Linked DNA regions of Homo sapiens: region 2 is linked to region 1. A link is an interaction called in ENCODE POLR2A ChIA-PET data of the cell type or tissue named here. Cell type or tissue: A673. All regions are shown on one strand. Each heading gives the region's core, and the rest is flanking DNA. Links, peaks and the distances in the headings are about the cores only.

The links. ChIA-PET counts read pairs that join two places held together with the same protein. Peaks named below come from ENCODE experiments on the same cell type or tissue, not always from the same donor. Only the 100,000 strongest peaks of a DNase experiment are listed, where the experiment ranks them.
Region 2: POLR2A ChIA-PET joins it to region 1 with 6 read pairs; 2 of 35 experiments call an interaction of 5 or more read pairs at or near these places.

The regions. Positions count from the first base shown.
Region 1 is chr4:115,348,579-115,353,247 of GRCh38, forward strand. No RefSeq gene overlaps it. Among named protein-coding and RNA genes, the nearest start is that of NDST4, 240 kb to the left of the region's middle. In A673, for the core only: no CTCF peak of the experiment used is centred there; no DNase peak of the experiment used is centred there.
Region 2 is chr4:115,117,097-115,121,765 of GRCh38, forward strand. No RefSeq gene overlaps it. Among named protein-coding and RNA genes, the nearest start is that of NDST4, 5.8 kb to the left of the region's middle. In A673, for the core only: a CTCF peak has its summit at 3,041; DNase peaks (open chromatin) are centred at 685, 1,885 and 3,065; H3K4me3 peaks cover 1,731 bases; H3K27ac peaks cover 2,719 bases.

The DNA of each region.
Region 1 (4,669 bases), core at 300-4,299:
AATTTATCAAAATGGGACTTATAAATTAGTCCCATTTTGGTGTTTGAAAGGAAGTATTACAATGAAGACTGAAATGGAAAACACACATTCAAAAATAAAAATATATATATATATATGTTTATATTTTACATATACAATCTATTTTATTTTCCCACGTAGGACAAAAAAGGTATGGCCTCTACGAAACAAGGCAAGGACAAAATGAGTGAATAATAGGATATATCCAACCAAGGAGGGAAGCAAAAATAAAAGTATCTGGGAAAATAAATTGTTGCAGGAAACAAAAAATAAAACAAAATAATATCCACATAGAAGTGGGATAAAACAGATTAACACTGCAGAAATTTTCATCAAATGTATAAGGGATGGAGTCGGGATATATTTCCAAATGTAGAATGTAAGAGCAAATGAACAACTAAAATGAAAATGACAGGTAATGGAAAACAGGAAATAATTTCATTCTATTAATTTAAGAATGACATCTTAAATATCAAATAAAATACAAATAATAAATAAAAATTAATAATATGATGGAAGATGTCCTTTACCAAAATAGAAATACTTTATTTAGACCAAAACAGTTCAAAATTTTCTGGGCAAAAAATAATAAAGAGATTTATATACATTTAAAGCTATAATTATGAAAACTTTTCCTAATAAACATGCAGATGAAAAAGGGTTTAGAAATGAAGACCAAAGAAATTATGCTGTCAGGTATGCAATAGAGACAGTATGTCTAAAAATAAACAAGCAATAACAAGAAACAGGTAAGATATAGACCTCGAAAATTAAACTCCAGAAGGCAAAGACCCAATAACTCTAAAGATTACAAGATAAAAGCAAATAACCCAAGAACGTTCTGTGGAGTCTTCTTTCATTTTAAAGGCAGCATATGTAAATTATACAGCTAAAGGCTCAGAAATATGCAATGGAAGAATTTTTCCTGATAAAATGTAACTAACTTGCAAAGAAACAAGTTTTTGTGACTGGCTTATTTTATTAGCATAATGTCCACATGATTCATCCATGTTGTAGCATGTGTCAGAATTTCCTTCCTTTTGTTTTTTAATTTTTTAAATTATACTTTAAGTTCTGGCATACATGTGCAGAATGTGCAGGTTTGTTACATAGTTTGTTTGTTACATACACGTGCCATGGTTGTTTGCTGCACCCATCAACTCATGATCTACATTAGGTATTTCTCCTAATGCTATCCCTCCCCTAGCCCCCCACCCCCTGACAGGCTCCAGTGTGTGATGTTCCCCTCCCAGTGTCCATGTGTTCTCACTGTTCAACTCCCACTTAGGAGTGAGAACATGCGGTGTTTGATTTTCTGTCCTGTGTTAGTTTGTTGAGAATGATGGTTTTCAGCTTCATTCATATCCCTGCAAAGGACATGAACTCATCCTTTTTTTATGGCTGCATAGTATTTCCATGGTATATATGTGCCACATTTACTTTATCAAGTCTATCATTGATGGGCATTTGGGTTGGTTCCAAGTCTTTGCTATTGTGAACAGTGCCACAGTAAATATAGGTGTGTATGTGTCTTTATAGTAGAAGGATTTATAATTTTCAGGGTATATACCCAGTAATGGGATTGCTGGGTCAAATGGTATTTCTGGTCCTAGATCCTTGAGGAATCACCACATTGTCTTCCAAAATGGTTGAATTAACTTACACTCCCACCAACAGTGTAAAAGTGTTCCTATTTCTCCACATCCTCTCCAGCATCTGTTGTTTCCTGACTTTTTAATGATCGCCATTCTAACTGGCGTGAGATGGTATCTCATTGTGGTTTTGACTTGCATTTATCTAATGATCAGCAATGATGAGTTTGTTGGCTGCAAAAATGTCTTCTTTTGAGAAGTGTCTGTTCATATACTTCACCCACTTTTTGATGGGGTTTTTTTGTTTTTTTTCTTGTTAATTTGTTATGTTCTTTGTAGATTCTGGATATTAGCCCTTTGTCAGATGGACAGATTGGAAAAATTTTCTCCCATTCTGTAAAATGCCTGTTCACTCTGATGATAGTTTCTTTTGCTTGCACAAGCTCTTTAGTTTAATTAGATCCCATTTGTCAATTTTTGGTTTTGTTGCCATTGCTTTTGGTGTTTTAGTCATGAACTCTTTGCTCATGCCTATGTCCTGAATAGTATTGCCTAGGTTTTCTTCTAGGGTTTTCATGGTTTTAGTTCTTATGTTTTAAGTCTTTAATCCATCTTGAGTTAATTTTTGTACGAGGTTTAAGGAAGGGGTCCAGTTTCAGTTTCTGCATATGTCTAGACAGTTTTCCCAATACCATTTATTGAATAGGGAATCCTTTCCCCATTGCTTGTTTTTGTCAGGTTTGTCAAAGATCAGATGGTTGTAGATGTGTGGTATTATTTATGAGGCATCTGTTCTGTTCCATTGGTCTATACGTCTGTTTTGGTAACAGTGTCATGTTGTTTTGGTTACTGTCGTGTTGTAGTATAGTTTGAAGTCAGGTAGCATGATGCCTCCAGCTTTGTTCTTATTGCTTAGGATTGTCTTGGCTATGCAGGCTCTTTTTTGGTTCCATATGAAATTTAAAATAGTTTTTTTCTAATTCTGTGAAGAAAGTCACTGGTAACTTGATGGGGATAGCATTGAATCTATAAATTACTTTGGGCAGTACGGACATTTTCACAATATTGATTCTTTCCGTCCATGAGCATGGAATTTTTTCTTTATTTGTTTGTGTCCTCTTTTATTTCCTTGAGCAGTGGTTTATTGTTCTCCTTGAAGAGTTCCTTCACATCCCTTGTAAGTTATATTCATAGGTATTTTATTCTCTTTGTGGCAATTGTGAATGGAAGATCACTCATGAATTGACTGTCTGTCTATTCTTGGTTTATAGGAATGCGTTTGATTTTTGCACATTGATTTTGTATTCTGAGACTTTGCTGAAGTTGCTTATCAACTTAAGGAGTTTTTAGGCTGAGACAATGGGGTTTTGTAAACATACAATCATGTCATCTGCAAACAGAGACAATTTGACTTCCTCTCTTCCTATTTGAATACCCTTTATTTCTTTCTCTTGCCTGATTGCCCTGGCCAGAACTTCCAATACTATGTTGAATAGGAATGGTGAGAGAGGGCATCCTTGTCTTGTTTCAAAGGGAATGCTTCCAGATTTTGCCCATTCAGTATGACATTGGTTGTGGGTTTGTCATAAATAGCTCTCACTATTTTGAGGTATGTTCTATCAATACCTAGTTTACTGAGTGCTTTTAGCACTAAGGGGTGTTGAATTTTATCGATGCCTTTTATGCATCTATTGAGATAATCATGTGTTTTTTTGTCATTGTTTCTGTTTATGTGCTGGATTATGTTTATTGATTTGTTTTATGTTGAACCAGCCTTGCATCCCAGGGATGAAGCCGAGTTTTTCATGATGGATAAGCTTTCTGATATGCTGCTGGATTCTGTTTGCCTGTATTTTATTGAGGATTTTAGCATTGATGTTCATCAGGGATATTGGCCTGAAATTTTCTTTTTTGTTGTTGTGTCTCTGCTAGGTTTTGGTAAAAGGATGATGCTGGCCTCCTAAAATGAGTTAGGGAGGATTCTCTCTTTTTCTATTGTTTGGAGTAGCTTCAGAAGGGATGGTATTAGCTCCTCTTTGTTCCTCTGGTAGAACTAGGCTGTGAATCTGTCTGGTCCTGGACTTGTTTTGGTTGGTAGGCTATTAATTACTGCCTCAATTTCAGAAGTTGTTATTGGTCTATTCAGGGATTTGACTTCTTCCTTGTTTATACTTGGGAGGGTGTATGTGTCCAGGAATTTATCCATTTCTTCTAGATTTTCTAGTTTATTTGTGTAGAGGTTTTTATAATATTCTCTGATGATAGTTTGTATTTCTGTGGGATCAGTAGTGATATCCCCTTTATCATTTTTTATTGAGTCTATTTGATTCTTCTCTCTTTCCTTCTTTATTAATCTGGCTAGCGATCTATCTACTTTGTTGATCTTTTCAAAAAACCAGCTCCTGGATTCATTGATTTTTTGAAGGGTTTTTCATGTCTGTATCTCCTTCAGTTCTGCTCTGATCTTAGTTATTTCTTGTCTTCTGCTAGCTTTCAAATTAGTTTGCTCTTTCTTCTCTAGTTATTTTAATTGTGATGTTAGGGTGTCGATTTGAGATCTTTCCTGCTTTCTCTTGTGGGTATTTAGTGCTATAAATTTCCCTCTAAACACTGCTTTAGCTGTGTCCCAGAGATTCTGGTATCTCGTGTCTTTGTTCTCATTGGTTTCAAAGAACTTATTTATTTCTCCCTTAATTTCTTTATTTACCCAGTAGTCATTCATGAGCAGGTTGTTCAGTTTCCATGTAGTTGTATGGTTTTGAGTGAGTTTCTTAATCCTAAATTCTAATCTGATTGCACTGTGGTCTTAGAGACTGGTTGTTATTATTTTCTTTTGCATTTGCTAAGAAGTGTTTTACTTCCAATTATGTGATTGATTTTAGAGTATATGCCATGTGGCAGTGAGAAAAATGTATATTCTGTTCTTTTGAGTGGAGAATTCTGTAGATGTTTATCAGGTTCATTTGATATAGTGCTGAATTCAGGTACTGAATACCTTAGTTAATTTTCTCTCTTGATGATTTGTCTAATATTGTCAGTGCGGTATTAATGTCTTTCAC
Region 2 (4,669 bases), core at 352-4,351, 230 kb before region 1:
AGTAATATCTACTAATAAAAATCTTAGAAAACTTCAAAAAAACTCGGTAAATTTAACAATTTCAAAAATTTTCATCATTTTCTTTCTCATTTTGTTCTGCTAATTGTTACTAATGGTAAGTTTTAAATGCTTGCCTCTAAAATAAATAAAGGTTTGCACAGAAAATACTAAAACAAGATTCCAAGTACTTCATAATTTCTACTTTTTAAAAAATTATTCACATGCATATACAGGCTATAAACAGAAGATATTTAGATCTTTAAATGTACATTTTTATTCATTTCAAGTTTCATCTTTTTTGTTACTTTTAGAGCAAAAATAATTTTGAATGAGCACAACCAAATAAATTTATAGTTCTCACAATTTTGATTGAATGCGTTTAGTTTAATTTACAGTCTTCACTACTAAAACTTATAAATACAAGATTCTATTACCACACTACCACTTTCTGTCTATATCCTTTTCTTTTAATTTTATTTTTTAACATGAGCAACTATCCTGTTGTACCAACACGAAAGGCTATAACTCTTTTTTAAAAGAAAAAGCATGAATAAAAGAAACTTCTACGTTCAAAGTTTATGCCTTCAGGGAGCAGGGGAAGCCTCTAATTGGGCTGTGAGTGACTAATACAAAAACTTTTTATTAAGAGAAAAAAATCTTCTGCTAGCAATTGTTAGGATAAGAACTTATGTGAGAAAGAAGTTGCATAAAGTCACTTTTGCTTCAATGGTATCATAATACATGATAAAAAAATCGTAAGTGCCAAATAGCATTACGTGGATAACAAACACCCCAGTCACAGACTTAGATGTTATCTTATTACACATCTGGATCTCTTGTTAGCAAGTTATTAGAAAAAGGGAAAAAAATAGGAAGAGCAGGTTGGAAGAAAGAATCTTTTTGCCAGTATCACTCTAGTGCATTGTTGTAGCAAGAGAGAAATCAGCATGTTAATGCTTCAAATAAATCCTTTGAAGATGCAAAACTTGAAAGGCCAAGTGAGGGAACAAACAGACTAAACAGTCCAATTCCAGTTTGGCAGACAACTACTTAAAGGAACATGATTTTTAATAAATAGCAGTTGTTGGCCAAAACACCATTGCATCATAAGAAATTTTGTTGTCACTAAAATGTTAGCACTCAAGTGAGAGACCCAGGGTGAGGTGGGGGAGGACAGTAAAAATTAAATTTATGATTTTTCCATGGTCTGATCTTTGCTATGAGAATTTTCAGTTAGTTTCTCTTTTAGAGGGTACACAAAGGTGAGGAGAGTTCATAAAGCGCATTAATTGGGCCCCAACTCCAGCGGGAGTGTCTCATCAGAGTAGGATCTTTAAATACCTTATAGGGGTTGTATAAGTTTTATCTAGGATAGGTAGTTTCAGTTTGTTTCTTTCTTTGTTTCTCTTTTCTTTGGAATTTTCATTTGCCAAATTTTATTAGGGTTTGATGGTGATTTCCTTTTGACTTACGCCTTACAAGTCATTTTACATTCTCTAATTTGAAGTCCTAAATGTTCAAAGTGAGAAAGCTACTTGCAGACCAGAATCATAGCATCACAGTGATAAGTTTGATAAAATTCTTTTTGTCATATAGGATATTTTCTTTCATCTGTTACCAAATTTTTTGTATTTTAAATATCCCAATATCATTTGTTTTCCGCCTGCTCCAGTCCTTCAGGGAAAGACATCTCATTTATGAACTATTTGGCTAATGCTCTGATCAGCATGGGAAATCTTAATTTTTTACTAAGCCTTAGCAAATCAGTTTCTGTCCTGTTAGCTTCAGTGCCTCACTGTAAATTATCGTCACTCTGGGGTAATTCACTGGATGCTGTCACTCTTTCTCCTATTTGGTTTAAGCCGTGTGTGTGTGTGTGTGTGTGTGTGTTGGGGGACCATGTTGAGATGGTAAGTTGTGAGGAAGTGGTATAAGAACATGAGATGTTCTAAAGCAAGTCAACAATGGCTGAAAGTTTCCTTAAGCTTGAGAAGCAATACTTGTGAATTCTAAGTCATGCTGTATTCCAAGACCTGTAAACCCAGTGTTGCCCTCTGTAACCAGCTAGCAATGGGGTACACAGCATTATATTGCTATTGTTGCCTGATTTGTAGGCACACACATAATGCTAGCAATGAAGTCTTTATTCTTTGAGGACAGAGATAATCTCTTTTGTTTTTGTTTGTTTGTTTGAGGCTTATATCCTTAATACTTGGAGCAGTGCCATGGCATAGTTACTGACATTTAAAAAAATAAATTTATGAATGAATGAACGAATGATGGCAACCCAAAGCTAGAAAATAGGGAACCAGAAATTAACATTTCCCCTACAAATATATTTTCAATGAAACTGTTGCACCAGTTCTGTATGTCACAAATAGAAGCAACAATTCATTTCAAAAGGAAGATGCAAAGATACATTATAAAGCAATTTTCCCCATGGATAAGAAGACCCAGATTAGTTTTCCTTTTTAGAATCCATGTCATTTAATCTTCCTAATATTATTCATGAATAAAAATATTTTAGTAAAAATATTGTCATATATTTTAAAGAATTGAAAATATTTTATACATTACTGTAATTTGGTTTGCATTTATAGAATCAGAAGAATGGCACTGTAAATTCTAAATATTCCTTTATGTAAAATGATTTGTTTGTCTTCCATATTAAGTATAATTTTATTTTAGAACTTTAATTGGTGTTTCCCTTTTCTGAAAAGGAATTATCATAAATGAGATGATATGAAGTAAATGAAAATATAGTACTCCGAAAACAGAGATATTTTACAAAAGAAAACCAAACAAATAATTAAATATAATGTAAAATAAATAAAGTAAAATGAATTCTGATACTCTAAACCTACTATATAATAAAACAATGATGAATTTTTTTGTCAGCTCAGCTGTTTATACCTGTTAGAGGGTGGGAAAGAGCAAAGTAATTAAATTAAGAGGAAAGAAAAATCATGTGATGAACACAGGAGTGTATGAAAGAATATACTTATCACCCTGCTAAAATATTCAATATTTTACAATATTCCCATAGAGGGCAATATTGTATAAAAGATGGTGAATGAAGACTCTGCCAATTCATCTCTGTTGATATGCTTTAAAGAAAACTGCTGTTACCATAAATTTGGAGCTCCACTTCCCCTCAAACTCTAATATATAAACTGATGCACACAAAAACATAACACAGAGTCTCATCAAAGGCAAAGAAAATTAATTTGGTATCACTTACTGGTAGATTACTTGAGTGAATAGCCTCCAGTTTCACCTTTAATTTGATTTAATCACTGCATCTCAGATCTCAGATAGCAGATTGAATTCTCCTATATAACTTACATCTATAATACACACATGTACATATATATACACAATACCATTTAGTTTATTTGAAATATTAATAAGGTAGTGCCTTCTTCAGTGCCTGGAAAGTAAAGGTAAACTACAGGTAACATATAAAGTGCGGCAAATTTTGTAAAATCGAAGTCTTATCAATGATTCAAATATAACTCTAAGGATCTAACCATAGAATAGGGCTGGGCCATGGAGAATGCAAAATTATACTTAGCTATATCTCTCAAATTTATTTCTATTATAAAATCATCTTGCACTCATCTACCTTCCTTATTTAAATATACTCCTTTACCTTCCCCTCTTGTAACTCAAAAATAGATTGCTTCACTGTAAAACCCTTCCTCTCAAAGATGTTAAGTATATTAGAACTTGAAACATTTGCTCTTGAATGACCTTTGTAATAACTGCTAATTTGCATTTAGCATATACTGAAAGAAAAGACATTGTGCATTCTGTAGTATCATTAAAACATACTATTATCTTAAACATTCAATTATCTACAGATTTTAATACACATAGTGATATGGAATACATGGAATTATGAAGCATACTATAACATTCTACCTGTCTGCTATGCCACAGATGCAATTCTACCTTCAGAGAGATGAGTCTCCTCAGTTCCCTCGTTATGAGATGTCCTATACAAGATCATTATGATTATATCCTATAAAAATTATTTTAAGGCTAATGTAAATAAATGAAAATTAATACGACTATAAGCCAGATTTAGTCATAAGAAATATAAATCTAGTCCTTTTATTTAGGACATCCAATTTGTACCTGAATATTAAATCAAACTAGAGTAAACTGTTTAGTTCAAATTAAATTATGTGAATCTTTAAAATAACGTTAATTACTTGTCAAGTACAACTTCTCAAGTCTAAATAATTAATATTCTTTAATCTGCCAAAGTAACTATGGTAATCAAGCAATTCTTGTGTGTGTTTGCAGTTAAACAAGAGGTACATTTAGAACAATCTGGTTTCTTGAAATCCCTATCTCAAATTTCCAGATTACTTTGAAAGGAGTTATTCCTCCAGCATAAAGCACTATTTGGCCTGACCCTTCATGACCACTGTTAGGATGATTAAGGGAAAAAGGCTATTTGTTGAACCTGATACTCTGAGTCACAGTTGATAGTAGAGGTTTGTTCCAATTTACTTGCTTTCATAATACATTCAATACTAACATTATGTAATCTTCAACTCATTTTTAAAATCTTCAGAGTTTTCAAAAGATGTTCTCATAGATTATTTGATTTGAGGGTCACAATGATCCTATTATTAGTTATTGTGGTATTATATCTGCA